2 separate regions of the Mus musculus genome follow, and region 1 is linked to region 2. A link is a loop called in an ENCODE intact Hi-C map of the cell type or tissue named here. Cell type or tissue: gastrocnemius. All regions are shown on one strand. Links, peaks and the distances in the headings refer to the core of each region. The heading gives the core; the rest is flanking DNA.

Evidence for each region. Peaks named below come from ENCODE experiments on the same cell type or tissue, not always from the same donor. Only the 100,000 strongest peaks of a DNase experiment are listed, where the experiment ranks them.
Region 1: a loop joins it to region 2, with 3 times the contacts of the local background. A loop is called at or near these places in 7 of 42 quality-filtered maps.

Annotation. Positions count from the first base shown.
Region 1 is chr7:105,391,851-105,404,527 of GRCm38, reverse strand. It overlaps Fam160a2 (family with sequence similarity 160, member A2), which reads left to right and starts at 4,474. Exons shown (of 12, transcript NM_199009.3): 1 at 4,474-4,644. It also overlaps a transcript of Cnga4 not described here. In gastrocnemius, for the core only: no CTCF peak of the experiment used is centred there; a DNase peak (open chromatin) is centred at 4,360; H3K4me3 peaks cover 2,376 bases; H3K27ac peaks cover 1,954 bases.
Region 2 is chr7:105,806,199-105,818,935 of GRCm38, reverse strand. Mrpl17 (mitochondrial ribosomal protein L17) reads left to right here and starts at 7,849. Exons shown (of 3, transcript NM_025301.2): 1 at 7,849-8,128; 2 at 8,418-8,486; 3 at 8,792-12,737. The coding sequence starts at 7,955. The coding sequence ends at 9,079. In gastrocnemius, for the core only: a CTCF peak has its summit at 7,669 (motif pointing right); DNase peaks (open chromatin) are centred at 6,911, 7,266 and 7,765; H3K4me3 peaks cover 2,018 bases; H3K27ac peaks cover 4,645 bases.

The DNA.
Region 1 (12,677 bases), core at 232-8,231, 410 kb after region 2:
TGGGTGGAGGCACTGTAGCTCCAGCACCCTGCCCTGTCTCCCAGGACCCAGGCTGGTTTACACCTGCCCAGCTAAACACCTTTAATGAGGTCCCCGGAGGTGGTGGGAGGTAGATGCTTGGGAAGGTAGCTTCAGTTTTGTTACTGTCTTCTTTCACCTTCCCCAAGCCTGCTGGAAATGTCGGTTTGAATACTGTTTCACTTTATGCAGGTTCTCTGTTGGGCCTAGTTATTTATTTGACAATTATGTGCCAAGCGGCTCCTTCATGTCAGGTGTTAAACTAGTCTCTAGGGACACTGGGGTGCCTCTCACTTAGAGGTGTTTTCCATAGCCACATCCTTATCTACATACCTATCACCCAATCTTCCGGCTATGTGCTCATTCTGTGCTACTTTTGTTCCTTTCCTATTTCTCATGCCCAGCGCCAACAGCTACTGGACATATTTTGTGGACCCTCAACCTCTTTCAAGTTTTCTTGTGAACTTTTCATAACAAAACAAACGTATTTCCTATAATCCCCCCTCCCACTTAGGCTGATGTCCCTGCTGTCATTCCTATGGAGATCAGAGTACAACTTTTGGAGTCAGTTGGTACACAAATTCCAGTGGTGAGGCTCATGCTTTTACCTGCTGAGCCATCTTGCTAACCTGTCCCCTACCCCTAATTTTAAGAACAAAAGGGGACAATCAAAGACAATGGGAGACCTGTAAACTGTTTTATACAGCTATGGGTTAGTGTCAGATTTACATTTTTGGAATTTCTTGAAAGAAATATCTATATCCCTAGGAAATGTTTCCAAAATGTTTTTGTCCATAGCTTTTGTAATGTCACCATTTCCTGGTGTTCTGTTTATTTCTTAGTCTCTTTTATAAGAGTCTTCGCACATTCCTTCTAGGTTAGTGTTTCCTAGAAATCTTAGATCTCTCTCTTTCATTTCCATCTTCCACACATGTTCTGGCTGATCTTGGTCACCCACAGAATTATTTTGCTATCTAGTAATTCTCATGAACTTCCTTGAGCTTTAGTCATCCTTAGGACTGACTAACTGCATACTAGATCCCACTTTGACACCTTAACTGTCATACTGTGTTAGCCACTGTTCTAAGGCTGTGAAGAGACTCCATCACTAGGCCAACTCTTATAAATGATTTGCCAGGTATGGTTTAATGCCTCCACTCACTTGGGAGACGGCAGAGGCAGAGGCAGAGGCAGAGGCAGAGGCAGAGGCAGAGGCAGAGGCAGAGGCAGAGGCAGAGGCAGAGGCAGAGGCAGAGGCAGAGGCAGAGGCAGAGGCAGAGGCATTTTTTCGAGTTCAAGGCCAAGCCTGGTCTACAGAGTGAATTCCCAGACAGCTAGGGCTGTTACACAGAGAAACCCTGTCTTAAAACTCCAAACCAAACCAAACCAAACCAACTAACCACCACCACCACCACCACCACCACCACCACCAAAAAAGCATTCAATTGGGGGCTTCTTTACAGTTTTAGAAGTTTGGTCCATGGTCAGGAGCATGGTGCCAGTAATGCCATAATGGCAGGTATGTTGCAGGAGTAGTTGTTGAGAGTTATATCCTTACCCATAGGCAGGGGTCGAGGGGGGAAGAGAGAGTGCAAGCCTAGGGCTTTTGAAGCCTCAAGGCCTACCCATAGTGATACAACAAGGCCACACCTTCCAATCTTTCTAATCATTTCAAAGAGTTCCACACCCTGGTGACTAAGCATTCAAATATATGAGCCTATGGGGGCCATTCTTATTCAAACCACCGCAGTCCCCTTCAACCCAGTGTATCAGCACCTTTATCTTCTCCCACCTACTCTTCTCCCCCACCCCAAACGCCCATTTCTGTCCTCTCAGCCAAACACCTGGGACCAATATTTAGTATTATGTAATTCAGATATTTTAAAAAATGACTGCAAATTTTTTGATGTTTGTCACTTGTGACTATCAGCAAATAGAGCATACTAAGCGTGATGTTTTGTGACATCTAAGGTTAGACTATCAAAGATGTTGCTACTTTCTGGGTAGCTTGGTATGCATATTGTGATTGCTGCCTCTCAGGATCCTGCTCTCTTTGATCCTGTCTATCACACTGTGAGAAACTTGAGAAGTCTGAGCTGAGTTCAGCCTTTCACTTGTTCCAGCCCAGCACTGTACATGCAATTGAAGAAGCCTTTAGGTGATTCTAATGATGGCTCAAGCCACTCCCACATTTGAATTTCCTAGATGCTCATGGGATAGAAATAAACCACTTCTGCTGCATCTCATTGGAATCACAGAATAACAAGCCGTCTGCTTTATGCCACTAATTTGGAGTGATTTGTTACTTAGTACTGTGGTTTGAGTCTTAAAGGTACCCCACAGGCTATGTTCTGAGGTCTTGGTCAATAGGTTCTGGCACAATTGGGGGATGGTAAAACTTTTAGGAAGGGGCAGGTAGCATGCCAATGAGGTATGCCCTTGAGAATGTTGGGGTTCTAACATTTTTCTATCTTACCCTTTACTTCTAGGATGGCACGAGGTAAACAGCCTCCGCTGCCATATACTCTGTGGCATGATCTACTTCCTCACCACTGTTCCAAAGGCAAGCATGGCAGAAATTTCTGAATCAAGATAAACTTTTTTTTTTTCTGTTATTAATCTCATTTTGGAACAGTGATGGACAGCTGACTAATACAGCCAACATAGTAACTACCACTATCACTGGAACAACAGTAATAGAGAAATCTATAGTTTGATATATTTTCACAAATTGAACTTACCCAGCTCAGTACTTGGCTCAAGAAGCAGAACTATTATAAGCTTGAGGAGTCACTCTTCTTCTTTCTAGTCACTGTCACTCCCACCTCTCATAACAATGCCTCAGCTCTGGAAATTTGTGAGTATGCCCTTGAGTGGTGTGTGTGTGTGTGTGTGTGTGCTTGTGGAGGCCTGAGACTGATGGAAGGAATCACACTTGTTTGTTCTTCCATCTGATTTAATGAGACAGGTTCTCTCAATAAAACAGAGTCACCTTTCAAGGACAGATCCCGGTGGATCACAACACCCACCCGGTATTTATGTAGATTCTGGGGAATTTGAACTCTGGCTGTCACGTTTGCTCAGCCAGTGCTTTAACCAGGATGGTATCTCTCTGGTTCCCTTTGATGGTTTTTAATTTATACAGGATGTCAATATTTAATCCTTTCCCTTCCCTTTACCCAAGTCTCAAACCCTTCCCAGTGTCCACAAACTCCCTTTTCTACATCCTTTTGATCCTATTTTGGGCTTTGCTTTTGAATGACCATTTGCAAAGGTGCCCTGTCCACCTGACTATGTATAAAATTCCAAGACTATAATATAAACTAACACGGTCAACTAGTCCCGCAGTATTATATATTCCGTTTTCATTCTCATCTGATCTTTGCTTTGCATGCTCCCAGCTCCAGGTGTTCTCCGGGTCTTGACCATTCTGCCTTGCCTTGGGATAGCTAATTCTTTAGGGTGAAATTTTTATTTCTTTCTTCTTTATGGATACTTTTAATTTGAACCAGTTTTAGAATCACAGAAAAGTCACAAAAACAACACACAAAGCTGTAAACTCCTTACCCATGCCCCCCTGTCATCCATCATATTATGTAATCACAGAATGATCACAATCAGGTAACACTGATAGAATCAACTACAGATTTTATCGGAAACTGCTAATTCTCTTAGTGTTTCTCACTCTTGTTTCAGCCAGCATTTCTCCCTGAAGCCATCTCTCAGCTCTTTCATCCTCTATGAACAGGGATCATGCTAAGTGCTGCTTCTAGACGCTTTTCCTTTCGCAGCCCTAAGACTGAGACAGGTTCTAACGGATCAGGAATCCAGGCTGTCATGTAGGAACTTATTCCACGTTCTACGAGGTCACGGAAGCTTCGGGAGAGCTAGGAAGAGGCGGTCTTCACGGGTAGGAAGGTAGAATCCAACCGGCGTGCATAAGTCTGGTGGAAACAAACTAGCTTGGTAGCAAACAGCCTGGTCTAGGAGAGCTTTCTACAGCCCTGCCCACAGACTGGCCCTTGGCCTATCCTTTAGGAAAAGCCCTGCCCACTTGACGCTATAAGCACCGCCCAGGGCCTGTGTTCCCGCCCCCTCGTCCTCGCCCTCTATCTCTCCCAGTGCCTTCCAAAGCCTACTCTTTCCTAGCCTCAGAAGCTTGTCCCTCCCTTAGAGCAGCCTTCTGCCCTCCGGTTCGAATTTCTCTCCTCTGTCCCCGCCTCTTCTCAGTCGTCCCCTATAAAACGCCAGAATCCTCAGAAGGGCGGAGTCTGCGGGTCGAGGGGGCGGGGCCTGAGAGTGTGGAGCCGCTCCTTTCTTGGAATGCGGACGGAGACCCCGCCCCTGCGCTCGGCCGTTGCCAGGAAACGGGCGTCGACGCTCTGGCTGGGGCCTGGCCGGACCAATGAGCTGGCACGCCGCTGCCCAGCCGTGCGTCACTGGGCGGTTGCGTGAGGTGCGCGGGGGCGCGGGCTGCGTGTGGCGCGGGGCGGGGCGCGGCTGGTTCGCCTGAGGAGCGATGGCGGCGGCCTGAACTCACCTAGCCCGGCCGCCGACAGGCCCGGGCAGGGCGGCGTGGTGCAAGTGAAAGAGACGCGTGGGCCGCGGCGCGCGCAGAGGCGCAAGGTGCCGAGGGGATTCGGGATGACGGCACCGGGTTTGGAATTGAAGGGACAGGGTGAAGGGTTGGCAGGTGGTGAGGGGCTGCGAACATCTGAGGTAGGGGGGCAGGGGACAGCCTAGGTGCTGTGCACCAGGAAGAAGCCCGCTGGAGGGGATCCTGGGCCCAGCTCCGAAGGGCCCAGTTGAAGGAACTCATAACCACCGTTTGCAAAGGGTGTGGGTTCGCTGAGCTTGGAAAGGTGAGGGACGTCCTGGGACAAGAGTTGAGGGGGTAAGGCCTGTGCGGGGATGGGGAGCGTTAAAGGCCAAGGCGGGAACCAGCGGGGGATGGCTGTGCCTTGGTGTAGCAGTTGAAAGCAGGGCAGAGGAGGAAAGGGGCTTGAGGGTTATGAGACTTGCATGAGAGCTGAGGTTGGTTGTGGGGCCTCCTTGGATGCCCTGTCCAGGGAGAGCAATAGTTTACGATCAAGTAAAGTACAGGCGCAAGTGTTGTGCACTTGGCCGCCCTGTGCCCATAGATATGTTAGAGAGTGAGAGAGGAGGAAAAAAAAAAAAACCCCAGAACCACAATAACAAACCCCAAACACCACACACAAAACAGCATCATAAGCAACAGTAACTGTGATAAGGAAAATGTTTGAGGTTTAGTCATCTACAGAGTAATAATGGAACCACAGTTTCCTCAGGTTCTGCTTTTGTAAGGCAGACTTTAAAATGAGGCCATCAGGAAGTTTGTTTTTGTGTTTTGAGAGGTGGAGAGAGAGAACTACCCATATTTTCTCTCTGCCTGCTTCTGGGCACCCTTACTACATTCCTCCTTCCCTGTTGCTGTCATCTGTATTGGACGAGCAGTTGCTTTCATGGAAGTCACATGGCTTGTTATATGCAGCACTGTGTTTAGGTTTGCTCTTCTTAGGAGTTTGAAAAGCAGGAACAAAAAACCCATGACTTTGTGGAAGCAAATTTTTGTACAGTAAATGCTTATACTTTAAGTGTACATGTTTTGACATATGTGCATATTTGTGAAATCAAGATGCCAAACACTTAGACCACCTGAAAAGTTTTCTCTATTTTACAGCTCATATTTCCCTCTGTATCCTATAATTAAGTTCATTTTATTTGTATTTTATAAGTCCATCTCCTTATCCACACAGACATGAATTTGGGGAAGTTAGTCTCACTAGTGATATGATCCATTCTCTGGATCTTCTCTCTGATCTGACAGTCGGCTATGTAGTTGAGGTGTCTTGAACCTCCTTTAACCATAACAGTATTTAGGTCTTTCTATGAAGACTATCCCTAGAGAATTTGAGGCAGCCTCAGTTTATATTCTGTTAAAGAATCTCAGCTTCAGAGCTAGTTATTTTATCTTGTGGTATATTTTCTTCTCTCTGGAGACCAAAGAGGCCTTCTTCATAATGATATGTCTGGCCAGATAATCAGAACTTTTGAGGACCGACAAGCATAACAGGTTGTAGTAGTGGTTCCCAAACACTGACCTGTGGATCCAGTCCATGGTAGCGTTCATCTGTATAAGACAGGATGAAAGAACTAAAAATAAAGTTATATCCTGGGGGAGTGGCTCAGTGGGAGAGTGCCCTTCCATATTCAAAACTATAAGTTTGATCCCAACACTGCCAAAAGAGGGGCAGGGGTAACTTATTCTAATATTATTGTTCTTTTTTGGTGTTAAGGTGCTCTTTGCTCTTTCACTGGAGAAATAATTAGTGGTAAAGTACATGGTAGGTTTAAAGAAAATGATGAAAATAAAAAGTTGATCACCTTTTTAAAAAATAAATATTTTACTGGTTTATGAAATCCTGACATTCAGAATGATAGTGGTGTGTGTGTTGTTTTAGGTTGAAGAACCATGTACTTATATAGTAATTTTATGTAACTTTAGATATCTGAGTAGCATGCATGCTTACATATTATATTAATTCATTATAAAATCAAAGTGACATGCTTTACATAGCATCCTTAAAATTTGCTGAAATTATGTTGATACCTTGTGAAGTAGGCAAAGGAAGGAATTTTAGAGATGAGTCAGATTCAGAAGCTAGCAGTTTCACAGGGTAGAGGGACAAAACAAGTCAGTTTGGCATCTTCATAGTGCTAGTGACTAGAGGAAGGAAGATTTGTAATAGAAAGTAAAGGCAGTGTGGGCAAAGGGCACATTATATATTGGAAAAGTGATGAAATAGAGGACCTCATACCTGCAAGTAGTATTTCTTTATGATTTGTAATTGTTAACAAAAAAATTAAGGGGCGTGAGCATGTCATAGGGATGAGAGCTTTGTTTAATATTGTATCAATGACATGGAATGGGCATGTATAGTATTGGGCGTATTACTGATAATGTTAGAGAATTTCTTTGCCTTTCTCTCCTCCCCTCTCCCTCCCCCACTCCTTTTTTTTTTGTCCCTCTCCCCAGATGAGGCCTCACAGTGTAGCTTGGTTGGCCACAGAGATCTGCCAGCATCTGCCTTCCAAGTGCTAGGGTAAAAGGTGTTCACTACTATGGTTGGCATGTTAGAGCATTCTTAGGATCTGTATAAATTCTTGGTTCTACTAGAGAAAGCACAGAATTCGGAAAGCTTTTTGTTTGCTATACTAAACTTTTTGTTGCCATAGTAACATTAATTACAATGGATTTTGACTTTTAATTTACAGAGGAATGGTAGGTCTGAGAGGATGAAACATGGATGAGGATGCTGTAGTGATAGAAACATTTTGGTGGTGGTGTGTGCACTCTTAGTGAGGGCTAGGAAAACAAACTCATTCATTTATTCTTTCAACAAATTCTTGTTGTGAATTCAGTCCCATAAGATAACAATAGAAATAAGTTGTGGTCCTATGCAGTTGCATAGAATTCTCATTCTGGTTAGGGGAGAAAAAGTTTTAGTTTAAAGGGAGAATGTGGAAATATATTAAAAAAATCAGAATGATGTGATTATTTCTCTTTATCTGTCTCAGTCTCTGTGTTCTAAATATACATATGCACTTATGCATAAATCTCCACAGTGATCTTTGAATTAACATGCCCCAAAGACCCATTTTTTTGCAATCATCTGCTCTTATATCAATCCAGAGGATGACTTTGATGTCATTCTCTATTTCTGCTCCTTTACCTCCTAAATTTGGTCAGTCACTGAGATGACCAATACTTTTCCTCTGTTATCTCCATTGCCACATCATCACCAACTTTTGCCTGAGTCCTCAGCTCCTTGGTACTTACCTATTTTTTTTTAAAGTCTGTTGCTTTAAAAGTTGATCTTTTCTTGCCTATTCCTAGAATGATCTTTCTAAAAATACAAATTCGATCATGAAACTATGCTGCTTAAAAAAGTTGGCTCTTTGTAGCCTGTAGGACAACATCCAATTTCCTTTATATGGCCTCAACTCACCTCTTCATGCCTTGTCTGTTGCCACTTCCTCCTCTGTGTTCTAGCTTGAATAAATTGTTCACAGTTCTCTTAACAAACATGTTACTTTTCTAGCCTTGGAATCTTTGTAAAAGCTGCTTCCTCTTCTAGGAACATCTTTTCTTCTCTGCCCAGTGAACTTTTCTTACCCTTTAGGATCAATTTCACCCAGTCTTTGACTTCCTCTTTGTCATCCTCAAAGAACAGGTGTAGAGATAACCATGTGTGACACTGAGGAGGTCACTGTTGTAAAGACAGTCACTGTGTGCTAGCAGTTCACTTTGTGCCTTATGACCATCCACTGAGATGAAGAGATACCTGCAAGAGGCCCAGGTGGTATGGGGAGAGGTGGGCTGTATCCTGAAAGCCTATTTGTCTGAGACATTGAAATGCAGGGATGGTATGTATGAGTTGAGCTCCAGATAGACTATTGAGAGAGGCCCCCCTGCCACCCCTCCCTCATTTCTACATGTTTAATCAGGTCTTTCCACTTTCAGTGTGTTTGGGGCAACAGCCTTATGCCAAAAATCAGTTTTGTTTAGGAAGAGGTTTCTTCTTGGAAGGTCATTTGGTCTCTCCTTGTCTGGTAAAGTTTATATATCCCTTCCTGCTTCTTTCTCTTTGCCTCTCCCAGGGCAAAGGTTCTTAAGAGAAGCTGAAGCTGAGTCACTTCCTGTCTCTGCTGTTTTAAGGTTGGTTGACACCTTTTGCTGTGGGACCCTATAAAGCTGTATTGTGTTTTGGACCCTGAGGTGAGTGGCTGATCCTGGCTGTGTGTAGATTGGAGAAGTCAACTACTGCTTCCCTATTGGCCTAGTGGTTTAGCCTGAAGGTAAATCAGGGAAGACAGAGGAATCTATCTTTTTCTTTGGACTTTGCTGTAGGACAAAGGGCATCATAACTACATGGCAGTTCTGCTTCTTTGCCAGGAGTTTAAATAGGTGGTAGGAATACCTGGGAAAGACCTTTTTAAATCTTTTTTTCAGCATGTGAACAGGGCCTAGATTTCAGTTTTGACTTCTAAGATGCTGATTTTATGTGGTTCTTGCTAAGGTTCACAGGAGGTAGTGAGAAAAGAGTGCTTTGTAGTGGTTAAGGAGGGGAGGAAGCCTGGGTACCCCAGATATTGCATGATAGAAACAGCTTGTTAATCTTCCAAAACCTGGAGGGGTTTTGGTTTAGGCACATGAAAAGCTTATTTTGCTGAGCTTCCTGGGGCTTGAGTGCACAGGACATACTTTAGAGCAGGTTAGACCTCTTATCTCAGAGATGTGAGCACCCTGTCATACAGGACCAGAAAGGAAAAGAGCAAAGAAACAGTTTACAGAGGATTTGCTTCTTGCCTGGAGTGCTGTTACCTCATTTACTTCTTAAAAAGAATAGTTACTTTGTCAGGAATTTTTTGACAAGGAAACAAGCTCAGATTTGTGATTTACTTAATATCACACAGTTGAAAGATGGTACACTGAGATTTAGACTTTTGTTTGAGGAATTTCAGAGCTCAAGCCTTACCTACTATTTGTGTTATTCTTTTCCAAGCATAAGGTTTTTATTTGTTTTCAGTCCTCAAATGAGATATGTTGTAGCGAGTACTCTGTAAACAGTGAGTATTCTTGTATCAGTCAAGCTCCTTGGCAGGTGGCAGGTGGCAGATGGCTCAGGCTGGGTTTCATAAGAATTTAATTAATAATGGGACTATATTTACAAAGGTATAGGCAGTGATTAAAGAAACCAGCAGAGGCTGATACAGTATCAAAGGCTAATAGCAGTAAGAGGGAAGAGTTTTATCATATAACTGTGGGCTTTGTTTCTCAGCCTGTGCCTGCCTGGGACCTCAAATCCTTCTGACTATGAGTAAGTACTGTTTCCAGTGCATCTTTTCTGTTCTTAGCCACCAGCATGTGCAGTTGTTGATAGTTTATAGAATGCTGTGTATGAAAGAGTGAGCATCCATTCTGTGGCTTTACTTTCTCACTTCTTTTTCCCTTACTGTTAGTCTCCTGCTTGAGGGGAGGGGGCAGGCTGAGGCTGGGGTGGGAGAGTGGGGTGTGAAGGATGGGAGGGTGCTGAGGTAGTAGATGCTTCCCTCTGTCTTTGCATTTATATTTACTTGAGGTGGGCACTCATCCTGTACTGCTGTCTTCCTTTCTTTTGAAAGTATATGCTCTTTTTTCCCCCCTCAGATATCGTATTCCTTATTTATCCATATTAACCTTTTCCTTTCTTCAGACTTATTTTCTTAATTGACAAACATCCTTGGGGCTGGCTTGGAACTCACTGTGATTTCTGTTTCAGCTTCCCAGGCCTGAGCCAGCTGCATTCAATTCTGAACCATGTGAACTCTTGACTCCCACCTCCCCATTTTTTTCTACACAGATGGCCCTGTTTTCATCCTTCTCTGTGTCACTGAATTTTGTTAAAGTACATTTTATACTTTGACTCTCAGGCATTCTTTAACTTTTTCTAAGATTATAAAAAAAATTAAATAAAACCAGTGAAGTTTTCCATCTTCATTCTACTTGTTTTTTTTTTTTTTTTTTAAATTTTATGGGATTACAAGCAATCTCCAGTTTCTTGAAACATCCATTCCTTGGTTTCTAGATCATTGTTTCTTAGACGTCTCTAATTTCTGACTACCTTCACTGTCTTTATTGGGGGTGTGAATGGATATTTGTGTGTGTGTTGTTTCTGGAGGGGCAGTATTTCACTATGTACCCCTGGCTGGTCTGGAGCTCTCCTTGTAGATAGTCCTGCTGGCTTTGAACTCACAGACCTCTGCCTCCTAAGTGCTGGGATTAAAGGCATATACTGCCGTGCCTGGCATTTTTATCTTGTTTTTCTTCTTTTTCTTTTTCTCTTTTTCTTTCTCTTTTTCTTCTTTTCTTTTCTTTTCCTTTCTTTTCCTTTCTCTCTCTCTCTTCCTTTCTTTCTTTCTTTCTTTCTTTCTTTCTTTCTTTCTTTCTTTCTTTCTTTCTTTCTGAGAAATTACTTTATTATATAACTCAGGCAAGCCTCAAACCTTCCCCCCTCAGCTTCTCAAGTGCTGGGATTATAGGGATGCAGATTTCATCTGGCTAAATCTTTGTCAATGAATTCTCTTTGTGTCTTAGTTTAGGTTTTTGTTGTGAAGAGGCACTGTGACCATGGCAACTCTTATAAAGAAAAACATTTAATTGGGGTTGGCTTACAGGTTTAGAGGTTTAGTCCATTATGGTCATGGTGTACAGGCAGATAAGAACCTCAAAGTGTAAGTTCTACATCTGGATTGGCAGACAGCAGGAAGAGAGATAGACACTGGGTCTGGCTTGAACATTGGAAAGCTCAAAGCTCAATCCCAGTAACAATGAGGCAGCATCTACTCCAACAAGGCCAAACCTTCTTAATAGTGTCATTTCCTATGAGCCTGTGGAGGCCATTTTCATTCAGATACCACACTCTGCTTTCCTAAATCCTGTTTTTATTAAATTTATTTTTATTTTTTAAAAAAGATTTTGCGTTTAGCTTCATTCGCAGCTTCATTGACCACTTATGAACTGGCAGCTCCTGAATTTTATAGCTCTAGTTTAATTTCACTCTGAACTGAAGTATGCTCTTTTTCTTTTTCTTCTTTTTTCTTTTTTTATATTTATGTTTTTTGCTAGTCTTATAACCCAGGCTGGCTTTTAAGTTCACTTTGTAGTTGAAGATTATCTAGGACTTCTGTCCTGCCTTTCTTCACCTCCCAAGCGCTAGGATTGTAGGTGTGCACCATCATCCCTGGTTTATGTGCTGCTGGGGATTGAACCCAGGGCTTTGTGCATGGTGGACAAAGCACTCTACCAATGAGGCTGCATTCCTAGCCCATTGTCTGGATATCTGAAGTATTCTTTAAGTGTCTCAAAATTTAACATGCTTAAAACTGTTGTCTGTTCCCCTTTTCATTGTCTTCCCCTTTCTTCCATCTTGTTTTTTTCCCTCGGACTTAAACAGATGCTTTTTTCGTTTGAGCTAGTTGGGGACCTGCTATATAGCTTAGGCTGGCCTTGAATTGGTAGTCTTCCTGCTTTAGTCTGAGTGCTGGCATTTCAGGTGTGTGTTATACTTGATCTTATCACCTTTTGTGAAGCATAATTTCCCTATGTATTACAAGACAATCAGTGGTGTTCCCAAGTCTCCAGTGTTAAGATTCATTAATCACCTCTTTTGTTCACCTCTGGATGTGCCATGCCTTACTGTTTTCACTTTTGGTTTAAATCCAGAGGCAGATTATCTTCAGTTATATTCTAGACCAGCTGTTTGACACCTGCCTAATTTGATCTTCCTCCCTGCCCTCCCAAGTGCTGGGATTTTAAGGTGGGAGCCATTTTGCCTGACTTTATTGTTCTCGCTATGAAGAAACCTCCTCATGTAAATAGTTTATCATTAAAGACCTAAGTCAGATACCATCTCTGTGGAGCCCTCTTTACAGCACCCCAGGCAAAGTTAGTTGTATCTCTTCACTCTTCTATTACAGTTTTGCAAAATTTCTAGGTATTTTGCCTATCCTACCCCATTTTTTACCTGTATTTTCAATGCTTAGTACAACGTCCAATACTTTATCAGTATTGTTATATATTGAGTTAATCAGTTGAG
Region 2 (12,737 bases), core at 2,796-10,795:
AAAGCAGCCCCATATGCCACACCTGGGATTAAAACAAAAACACATTCTTATGATATTTCTGTGTTTTTTAAAGAAACCAAAATTTCAAAATTCTTACTACACTTATGTATCTCATAATCTAGTTATGACAATTGTTCTTATAGGCTTCCAACTTCTGAGACCTTAGTTCATTCAGATTCCAGCTGAAGCAACGCTAAAGTTACCTTATGTGACCACCAGATGGTGGTAATGAGTCTTACCAAGATAAAGAATTCCAAGATAATTCAACTTCAGCATTAAAACAATTAAGGCCAAATAATTCTTTGTTGTGGTGGACTATCCTACACATTACAGGAAGCTAAGCAGCTCTAAACTCTACATACTGTATGCTGATACAATTCCCATCAGTCATGATAAAAAAAAAAAAATGTCTCCAGACATTGCCATATAGCTTTGAAACATTTGTAATCACAGTGTAGCCAGATGTGGTGGCAGAAGCCTGGAGTCCCAGCAGTGAAGAGGCTGAAATGAAATAATCAAGAGTTTGAAGCCAGCCTGTCTCGAAAAACCAAAAGAGAGAGAGAGAGAGAGAGAGAGAGAGAGAGAGAGAGAGAGAGAATATGAATTGCTACACAATGAAAGCCAAAAGAATTTTAAGTTGGAAAAAAAGCAAGTGCTGGCAGAATATTTGAAAGTTTGTGTTTTATTTTTTCTAATAGAATAATGTATTTACTTGAAAATTCAAAATTGTGTGGAAACATTAAAAATGGAAAACCATTGCTTCTATGCACATTTTAATGTTCATTCTCCTTCCAGGTTAAAAAATAATTTTGTAAACACAGCATTTTTACACACTCTCTCATATCAGTCTCCTTTCCCACTTAAAAAAATCTACTACAAATACCTTTCTAGATCAACAAATATTGATATAGTTTAATAATTAAACACTTCTATCATATTCTTGTCTATATGATTACCAGATCATTCTGATAAGCAACTGAAGTTCCTAAATTTCCCTGCTTTAAATAGAATTGCAATTAACATGTGTGAACATATAACTTTGCACAACTCAAGACTGGCACTGCTTCACACCAAACACTACCTATAAATGCATAATTTTGCCATAACTCAGTGAATTGAACTATATAAATCTTTTCCAAGAGTTGTATACAAATGACATCAAGAACAGAGAAAACATTAAAATATGGTTAGGTCATTTAAATGCAAGATAAAAAATTTGGCAAAAGATAAAGAAATAATAGCTTATAAGTCAGGTTTGCCATGGATATGAGTCTAGGGAAAAGGGAGTATTTTTCTGCAACGGTAGTCTTAACAGTTTTTCCCTATTTCTCTTACTCCCTGTGTGTAGCACATGGCTGGATTTTTCCTCTCCATGCACCCTGTATCTATTACAGAACCTGGTACTTAATGGACCTTCTCATATTTAATGGGGGTCTTTATTAGAAACCCTCCAACCTAGAAAACGTTTTCTACCAGGAAGAAGGGACAATCATGTAGGTGTGAGAGAGTTACTAATACAAGTTCAAATCCCTCCAAATTTCCAAAAACTCAAAGACAAATCAGGAAACATAAATGAGAAGAGGGAGGAAGAGGGGATAGTCAATTGGCATGCACTCACTGATCCTTTCCCTCGTCTTCTAAAGACCTTTAAAAGAAGAAATCTCTATAGCCTTGAAGAAGGGCAATCTGGGACTACATCTGAAATCACATAAAAGAATATTTTATTCTCTTTATTCAATAAGCTGGTATCTTGTCCAATTTCCCATGCACTGATTAGCAGAAAAAAAAAAAAAAACAGTAACTCTTCCATCTAGTTTAAACTTAATTCAATCTGACAATTTTGGTGTATATATTCAGAGATGAATCAAATTTCTATCAGATAAAGTAATGCTTGATCACTGGGACTCTTCCTTTCCTGTTTGGTGGAAACAATGTGTACAATCTCCAGGCACAAAGCTTCTTTAGTCTCTTTGTGTTATAATGTATTATAATAATGCCATCTAGTGGTCTCTTGTGCATAGCTCTTTTGCCATCTAAGTATCCTGCAAGACACTACTGCTTGAATTGGCTATTAGCTAGGCAGTTATGTCATGCAGAAAGGATTATACTGGCTACAGAACCCCAAGTTTACTGCTACATCCTCCATTCTACAAATGTGTCCATTTGTCTATACAACCAGTGATAGCTAGTTTTATGTCAACTTGACACAAGCTAGAGTTATCTGAAAGGAAATAAATTCAATTTGAAAAAAAAAATGTCTCCATAAGAGCCAGCTGGAAGGCATTTTCTCAATTAGTGATTGACTGGGGAGGTCCCAGCTTATTGTGGGTGGTGCCATCCCTGGACAGGTGGTACTGAGTGTCTTAGTTGGGGTTTTATTGCTGTGAAGAGACACCATGACCATGACAACTCTTATAAAGAAATATATTTCATTGGGGATGGCTTACAGTTTCAGAAATTTAGTCCATTATCATTATGGCAGGAAGCACTGCAGACAGACACAGTGCTGGCAAAGGAGTTGAAAATTATACATCTTGATCCACAGGCAGCAGAAGGAGACTGAGACACCCCAGACAGACTTGAGTTTCTTAGACTGTCCCAAATGACCCTCTTCCTCCAAGAAGGCCATATCTTCTCCAATAAGGCCACAGCTCCTCATAATGCCACTTCCTATAACCAAGCATTCAAACAACTAAGTCTATGAAAGCTATTCCTGCTACACCCACTCCAGTAGTGACCCACGTGACAGGCCCAGAAAGCCTGGATGCAGTCCCGAGGCAAAAAGTTCACGGAAACTTAGTCTCCTGGAACCATGGTATCCTGTAATAAGGAATGCTCCAAATCCTTCCTTGCTTTAGTTGGTAAACGGATCTGTGTGCTTTCCCTCAATATTATTACAAGTGCCTCTAAGAATTGATTTTGACATATAGCTAAGTTATATTCTTCACCAGTCCCAGGCAGTCCTTGGCTGAGCCACTGCCCTACACAGGAATTTACAATTATCTAGGAAGAGGAAAGGTTGTGGTCTAAGAAGGAACTAAGAGTAAATACTTAACTAGAGATAGCTGAGTTACCCCCATACACAGGAATTTTCGATGGCCTAGGGGGAAGGTGGACTATACAATAAACTAGAATTGGAACTATGGCAAGGGCATGAAGCCCTTGCCCCTGGCTTCTAAGATTAAGCTGACCTTAGGTGGGGCTGATTTTGATCCCAGTTGTTAACATTGATTTTTATCCCAGTTGGCTCCAGTTAGCTTTTTGTATGCATTCCTCTGTTTTGTATAAAAGTCACTTATAAGACTGGTGCTTGCTTTGAGACAAATTACATTCAGATACACACTCTCTGTGTTCATGGCTGTTTGTCACCCTTTTCATCCCAACTCCTTGCCCACCTGTCCGGAACCCCAATTTCCCGCAGATTGAGGGGGGCTGACTGAGGCTGGTCCATAGTAAATCCTATTCAAACCACCACATTGGGTACTAGAAGAAATTAGGCTGAGTGAGTCATGAGAAGCAAACTAGTAAGTAGCATCCCTTCATGTCCTCTCTATCAATGTCTATCTCGGTTTCCTGCCCCATTTAAGTTCCTGCCTTGACTACCCTCAATGATGGACTGTTACCTAAAAGAATAGGCTATACTAAAAACCTTTCCTCTCCAAGTTGCTTTGATCATGGTGTTTCACCACAGCAATAGTAACCCTAACCAGGACACCACCATATGTAGTTGAACCAGCTCTATTACAACAGGCCAATGATAGTACATTGTATATGCAGTCATTTTTTCATGTAACATATTCACAGGTCCTATAGATTAGGATATGGACATCTTTAGAGATCTTTATTAATACCATATCAAAGATTGGCCCTCATGAATTGAAGCTATCAAGGACATATGAAGTGGAAATTTCTGATTTCTTTGGAGACTCAGTTGTGTCATATGATGTTTTTCTGGAAACTGTCTTATGAGAGGATGTTTTGCTGAGGCAGACACATGGGAGGATGTTTTACTGAGAACAGACATGTGGTATTTTTCTGGAAGCTGCCTGGAAAAAAGGATATATGGTGTTTTGCTAGAGCAGACACTTGAGAAAACACATGATGTTCGGAAAGGGTATAAATATAACCTAACAGATGGTGAATGACACTGTGTGGCATAGGTTTACCTTGCCACTCTGCTGGTCTTGGTTGGGCTTTCCTGATGTTGATCTTCACTGACTATGCTATGGCATTGGTTCACCTTGTCTTCTTCACTGATCATCTTTTGTCATGACTTTGTAGAGAGAAATGGACCAAAGACCTTCTGGTGGTGTTCCAGAGGCTTCTTGCGGCTTCTGAAGACTCTGGCCAATTGGCAGAGCCTATTTCTTCTTCACTGAACTGCCACTGCTGATGTGTGAATGGTGTTTGTGAGTGGATCAAGCTACTGTCGCTGATTCGTGTGAACTGAACTGCTAATATCCTGACAATGAAGATGGGAATCACCCAAAAAAGAACTATTTCTAAACAGATCCACATTGCTCTTTGCCTTATTAACCTTTCCTTTCCACTGGTGGGTGGTGGAAGGGAGGTTAAAGTGTTTAAGAACCCCTATTAAAGTAGGTTTTGAAAAATATAAGCCTATAGGTATAAATAGTCTCTTTTACATTTTTAACTAAAATACAATAGTTATACTAAAATTAATATGCAAATTATATATGTTTCATTCAGTGATTTTTCGACAAGACAAACATGCTCCTTCCTGGACCATCCAGGTCAAGTTATAGAACATTACCAATACACCCACGTTCCTATCCCATGCTCTCTTCTAAACACTTGTCCTTTTTTCACTTACCAAGGGGAATTTAACACCACAGATCAGATCTTGTTTTAAACAGGCAGTTTAATAATACAGTATTGTCCTTTGCACTTACTGCCTTTACTGAATATTATGTTTATGGTATTTAATCATGTTACTACATAAGATCTGCACTAGTTCATTTGCACTACTACTTTTATTGATTATTTTATTTATTTACATTTCTTTTTTAAGATTTATTTATTTATTTTATGTAAGTACACTGTAGCTGTCTTTAGACACCCCAGAAGAGGGCATCAGATCCCATTACCGATGGTTGTGAACCACCATGTCTTTGCTGGGATTTGAACTCAGGACCTTCAAAAGAGCAGTCAGTGCTCTTAACTGCCAAGCCATCTCTCCAGCCCCAATTATTTACATTTCAAATGTTGTTCCCCCTTTCTGGTCTCCCCTATCCAAACCCCCCATCCCATCCCCTCTCCCCTTTGCCTCTAAGAAGGTACTCACCCCTCTAGCATCCCCCTTCGCTGGGGTAACAAGCCTCCACAGAACCAAGCAACTTCCCTCCCATTGACGCCAGATAAGACAATCCTCTCCTACATATGTATATGGACTCACCCATGTATACTCTCTGATTGGTGGTTTAGTCCCTGGGAGCTCTGCTGGGTCCAGTTACTTGAAATTGTTGTTTTTCCTATTGGGTTGCAATCCAAGAGGAACACTCCTCCAATGCTAGTGGGATCGCAAGCTGATACAGGCACTCTGGAAATCAATCTGGTTGTTCCTCAGAATATTGGAAATATTTCTACCTGAAGACCCAGCTACACCACTATTGGGCACATACCCAAAAGATGCTCCAACACATAACAAGGACACATACTCCACTATCTTTATAGTAGCCTTACTTATAGTAGCCAGAAGCTGGAAACAACCCAGATGTCCCTCAACAGAGGAATGGATACAGAAAATGTGGTGCATTTATACAATGGAATACTACCCAGCTATTTAAAATGATGACTTCATGAATTTTTCAGGCAAATGGATGGAACTAGAAAATATCATCCTGAGTTAGGTAACCTAGACCCAAAAGAACATACATAGAAATGTGGGAACAAAACCACCCCACCTAGGGATCTATACCATCTACAGACACCAAACCCAAACACTATTGCTGATGCCAAGAACTGCTTGAAAAGAAAAGAAAAAAAAAAAAAAAAAAACAGAGTGCAGCGGGCTTGATGGCAGAGGCAAGAGGAAAGAGGAAAGAAGGCCAAATGCATGAATCAGTTCCTCTCTGACCTTGAAGGACTTTATAATTTCAGCAACAGGCAGTTCACCTCGCTAAGAATACAAGGAAATGAAGCAGGGAGGGGACAGAACACCAAGAAGAATGTAAGCCAAGTTGGAAACTGCTCATCACTATTTCCAGAGTGAAACACCATCTGAAGGGTTAGGTTGATTCCATCAAACTCTGGGTCCCTCTTTAGCGCTGAGCCACCTCAACTTCTTCATATTGTATATGATCATAAACTTATTTTTCTAAAATGAAACTATTTTAAAAATTACTCCTTTTCCATTTGAAATGTGTTATTTGTTCTGTCCTAGTAACTCCAACTGTGATGAATTCATTTTAAATAAGCCCTAATATGATCATCATTTTGTTAAATACTAGAGCTAGACTATATTTTCACCCAATTCCTCCCAGAAAACTGTTTTCAAAGAGCCATAAGGATGCTGAGCAATGGAAGGGAACACACACACACACAAACACACAGAACTTTTTTTTTAAGAAAAAGTATTCATCCACCCAGAGACCTAGGGAAGAACCAAACTGTAGTGCCGAAAATAAATAAAAAAAATTCAATGAGATGGTTCCTAGTGATATTCTGCTAGATTCATAGATTGGTGCCTAACTCAGTCGTCATCAGAGAGGCTGCCTCTTGCAGCTGATGGGAGATGTAGAGGCCCACTGACAAACATTAAGAGGAGAAAGAACCTGGGTTGGAGGCCTACATAAGGTCCCGCCCCTTGGAGCTCGGGAAACCCAGCAGAAGACAAGGAAGAATAATTGTGGGAGCCAGAGGGGTCGAACACAGGTGAGGACAGCCTGTAGAATCAACTGAGCAGGGCTTATGGAAGCTCAAAGAAGGGGCAATCATGGAGCCCTCAAGGTTCTGCCCTAGGTTGTCTGCAAATGTGTTATAGTTTGTTGGCTTGGTTTTTTGGGAGGACTCCTAATAGTGGGAGATGGGATGTCTCTGACTTTTTTGCCTGCTCTTGGGACTCTTTTCCTCCTAGTGAGTTTCCTTGTCCACACTTGATGTTAGGGTTTGTGCCTGGTTTTTGTTTTTTTGTTGGTTGTTGTTGTTGTTTGTTTGTTTTTTGCCCCACCCCCTTGTGCCTGGTTTTATTGTGCTTTGGTTGATGTCCCTAGGAGGTCTGCTCTTTTCTAGGGGGAGAAAGGGGAGAAAGGAGAGTGGGGGCTGGGAGGAGTGATGGGAGAGGAGGCTGCAGTCTGGGTATATTGTATGAGAAAAGAATAATTTTTTTTTTTTAAATGTCAGGTATTTGTCCATTACTTTAGCTTTTAGTGCTAACTTAGGTTTTTATTTATGTCAATAAAAGAACATAATACCTGCAGCTTTCCTGGACATAATTTATCTCACTATCACTAATAAAGACTGGGTTTAAACTGGCATCGTCACAAAACCAGCCAGGACTGCAACTCCTCAGGCAAGAGCGCCACATTCCACCACAGGCCCACCCCTCTGACGCAGTTCTCCTCAGGTACTCACTTTCCCGGCATGCTCCGCCCGGAAGGCGCCTCCTCCAAGAACGCCCCAGCCAGCCGACGCAGTGCAAGAGAAACCCGGCAGGGGGCGCCGAGATCCCAGTTCGCCACAGAGCACCGCAGACCTTGAGGCCCGCCCAGCTCGTCGCTCCAGAAACGTCAACACGTCGGGCCGCCCTCCCTCAGACTGCCAGCTAGGCAGGCTCTGATGCGCACGCGCAAACGCGGTAGCCACGCGCCGAGTTACTGCGCATGCGTCCTCTGAGACGTGCCTCCGCCCCTCTGCTCCCCCTCTCCCCGCGCGCGCACACACAGCTCGGAGTTTCCCTTTCCGGGCCCCCGAGAGGAGGGGCTGAGGTGAGAGCATGAGGTTGTCGCTGGCTGCCGCTATCTCCCACGGCCGCGTCTACCGCCGCCTGGGCCTGGGTCCGGAGTCCCGCATCCATCTGCTGCGGAACTTGCTCACGGGCCTAGTTCGCCACGAACGCATCGAGGCGACATGGGCACGCGCGGACGAGATGAGGGGCTACGCGGAGAAGGTGAGAGCCAAGCTATTCACCGCCGGGTCCAGCCTCAGACCGCCGCTCTGGCCGTGTGTGGGGAGTAGGGCCACGCTGGGAGAACTTTCCACGGTAGCGAATTCCCGTGTGGCACTCAGCTGAACGCGTCACTCCTGCGCAGCAAATGGAAGGCTGGTTGGGGCTCCGAAGGAAGGAGCGCCCAGAATTAGCTTAGCTGGTGGGATGGTTGGATGAAGGTAAGACAGAAGAGTAAGGTGGGCGCCTCGGTTCTTGACTCGTCTTGCATCCATGTGTTTTGTCCTCACAGCTCATCGATTATGGAAAGCTGGGCGACACCAACGAACGAGCCATGCGTATGGCTGACTTCTGGCTCACAGTGAGTGCTCCCTACCTGCTAGTGAGGAAGGAATCCTTAGAGAACCGGGTACCTGGCAGATTGAAGGCAGGGCATTCTTTTATGTACCAGACTTGCGAACTACCTTAGACACGTATTTCTCTTATTTGACTTGGGTAAAATGAGCATCCGCATAACTTCCTGTAAGTGTTTCTGTGTAACTTGGTACCTGAATGGGTGGTGGGAAAGCCTGTGAAGATGGTTTTGAACCCTACCTCTGGGAATAATCTATAGTTAAATGCCTCTACAGTTGTGACTATTTTTTCTGATTAACTCTCCCCATCTAGGAGAAGGACTTGATCCCAAAGCTGTTTAAAGTGCTAGCGCCTCGGTTCCAAGGTCAGAATGGGAACTACACAAGAATGCTACAGATCCCGAATCGGAAGGAGCAAGATCGGGCCAAGATGGCGGTGATAGAATATAAAGGGAACTACCTCCCTCCCCTGCCTCTGCCTCACAGAGACAGCAACCTTACTCTCCTAAACCAGCTGCTCCTGGGACTGCAGCAGGACCTGCACCATAACCAGGACGCAAGCCTCCACAGCTCCTGTACAGTTCAAACACCAAAGACTTAACTGGAGCTGGAGAGTGGTGCATAGGTGTGGTGCCCGTGTTCGTGGGTCTTGGAGCTCGTGTAGTGTGTGAGGCCTGGAAGTAGCATTGTAAAGCCCCCTCATAATGAGACCCAGACCTCCCTGCTGACTCACACGATCCTCTTTGCACAGAAGATAAAAGTCTTAATATGAATATAAGATATTGACTTTCTTGTCCTTCCCTAGGATTTATGGAAAGTAAGAGGCATCCAGATGCTCAGCCTCCTAAGACAGTAAATTCACAACTTAGGTTCTAAATTCTAGGTCTAGTTTTGCTTGTTTGTTGGAGGGGAGGGGATCTTGCTGTGTAATCCAGACTATATCCACCATGCAGCAGTCCTCCTGTCCCTGTGTTCCCAAGTGTTCACCACCACACAGTGCCAGTTTGCTTTGGTTTTGTTTTTTCTGAGACAGTTTCTTTGACTGTCTTAGAACTCTGTTTGTAGACCAGGTTGGCCTTGAACTAAGCGATCCACCTGCCTCTGCCTCCTCAGTACTAGGATTAAAGGTATGGGGCACTACCTCCTGGCTCAGTTTGCTTATCTCAACACTAATTTAGATGGGCCCTGTACCTCTTGATTCCAAACCATCTTCCTATGGTGACTGGCTGACGTCCAGCATAGAGACCCACCGTTGGAATTCCTTTTTTGCTTTTATAAGTTATACATGAGAATCTTTATGAATCCTATGAGACTAGGTTTCACCTTGGCATCTTCATACATATCTACCAATGTCTTTTGACCATGCTTACCACCACATGCATGCACCCTATTGTCCTGCCTATTTCAACTAGTCCCCCTTCCACTTGATGTCTTTTTATGTGTGTGATTATGTCCTGGCGAGTTTCATTAGTCCTGCTTACAGGAGCATGTGTGTGTCTTACCAATGGCTGTACCACTGTCTGTCCATCCACAAAGGAGGGTGCAGCCGCCTGAGCTTCTAACCCCCTTCTTAACAGGATTTTGACAGGCTACTATGAGAGCAAGCATTCAGTCCCAAGAGATTGCTTCCTGATAACTAGCTGTGTGAGCCTCTGTACAGGAATCTTCAAATAACATGGTACCCCTAAAACTGAGAATTGTTTCTAGGCAAGGTCACATTTGTTTCACTCAATGTCTGAATGGGTTTTGAATGTGGACTCAAATAGATGTATCACCACCCTGATCATAGATAGGGCTGTAGGCATCTGCCAGGATGTTGGCCTTCCGGATAAGTTCCTTCCTCTTAGAGGGTGTGAAGAGGAAGGTTGATAGAGAGTGATGCATTAGAAAGTTAAGCCTGCTGGGAATTTCCTGGAAGCTTTTGTTGCCAAAAGTGGACCTCTGTGGGAACCCAGAAAGAGGAAATCCTGTTTCAGAATGGCCAGGGTATGTGAGAAGCATGGAGCTTATTTATATCCACTAAATATGGGATATGACCCATCCTGGCTGCTGTTCTGTATGTTCAGAGACTTGACCAGGGAGTCATGGAAAGAAGTTCTCCTGAACAATTAGTGCAGCACCTGAAGGTAGAAGGTCACTGTGGAAGCAGAAAGACATTAGCTTCAGTGACACTATTCTAAGACTCTTTGCCCTACAGCTGCTTACACTAAATCACCTGGTCCCGGCAGAGCTGTCACTCTTCCTTCTGCATAGAACTTGACATGTTTTTTGTAAATCTTTATCCCTTTTCCTATCTTTTGAGCATTTACAAGTTAGATGCCTGAGTCATGACTTGTTCTAGGAAAAGCCCTTCCCTTAAAACCAAATCTTGGAAGACTTTGCAACAGGTAAAATATGAAAGGGCTCTCAGATTTTTTTTTGAACACCCACCATTTGGAGCTTTAATATTTCCCTAAATGTTTTATACTTCTTTATTGAGTAGGGAGGGTACATGCATCTCAGAATGCAGATAGAGGCCAGAGGACAGCTTTCCCAAGTTCTTCCAACCTGTGGTTCCTAGGTATGGAAGACAGGTCATCAGACTTAGTAGCAAGTGCCTTCTGAGCTGTATCTCTACCCCTTCTATTAGAAGCATCCGAATCTCCAGCATCACCTTACATACTAGAGATTGCATACTTCAAGCATATTTGCAGTAAATCTGACCCTGGCTAAAAGTGAAGCATCAGCAGTCAAGGAGCTCACAGTTGTACAGGGCACTACATATCTAATAATCTGGCCCCCCAAAGTTGACAAATCCTAAGACATCTACTGAAGGCTTTGTTAATCTGCCTGTATTTGTAAATAACTGCCTTTGAGTAGACATTGCCTAAATACCAAGCCAAGCCCTTCTCATCGCTTCGAAAGAGTGGTTCTCCACATCGAGTTCCAGATTTTGATCTACACAAACATGGATCCTCTGTGTAGTCTTGGCTGTCCTGGAACTCACTCTGTAGGCTAGGCTGGCCTTGAACTTAGAGATCTTCCTGCCTCTGCCTCCCTTGTGCTGAGATTGAAGGTACATATTGCCATACTCATGGTAAGGATTGGGGGGGAGGGTTTCAATTCTTTACAATAAGGTTGACAAACTAATGTCCCTCACCCACCCAAAAAACCTAACACACTTACTTAAAAGTTTAGCACTATGAACCCAATACCTACCTATCATTTTTAAACCGAGTAACTGTATCCCTGTATCTTAAGTGGAGTCATGTCCTGCTTTATCTCCATTAGCAAATATGCAATTGTTCCTAGTGGGATGTCCCAGGCACAAAGTTGTCATGATAGGAATGTGGTCATCTTAATTGCCTGATAGATTTCCAGTTTTTTATGGGACAAAGTCCAGATTTCTTACACTGCCTACTAATCAAGCATCTGCTTGATGCTCCACTACGTGGTGCCTCTCAAGCTCATGCTGTAGAAGCATAGAACACACCTTATTTGGGTGGTTTTTCTGGCACAGGTCCCTTTACACTTTGTTCACACAGTCCCTGTCATCCAGAGGCTCCACTTTGACCTACATAACTTGTACACAAACTTTCACGTGGCTCTTCTGATCATCCCCATTCCTAAACTCATAACTTTGTCACACAAGATATGCCTGCTGTGTTTATGTAGTACACTGAAATACAACATTGCTTTATAGTTCCCTATGGTATAGGGCATTAGACTGAAGACAACAATGAAAATAGATTAAAAACTAACAAGTTAAAGTGCTTCCAAACTGCAATCCAAGTTGTAATGAAGTGTGTTTGAGAGAGATTACTGCCATTTGAGACTGTCATTTCTTCTTATTGCTACCAAAAGCAGTCTAAAACATCAAGCTTTGTACTACTAAAATTAGTGTTCCTTCCCCCACCCCCAAAAAAAATTTTTTTTTAACTAGGATTCAGATAAAGATAAAAAAGCATTTTGCATCAGAACATGTGGCGGTCAATATGTATATAAATTGCATATCCTCACAAGACATTTTCCTTCACATTTGCATTACCTTTAACAATGCTGCTTCCAGAACCGGCGGAATGACTCGATAAAATGCCCACCTCTTGAGCATCAGGTCCTGAAGTGACATCCCAAGCCACACAAAAAGCTAGGTGTGGGGCCAGGAAGATGGTTCATTCCGTAAAGATGGTGCCAAGCCTGATAACTTGACTCCTAGAATCCACATAGTAGAAAAAAAATAACCCCCACAACTGACTACACATGCTGTGGCACACACTACT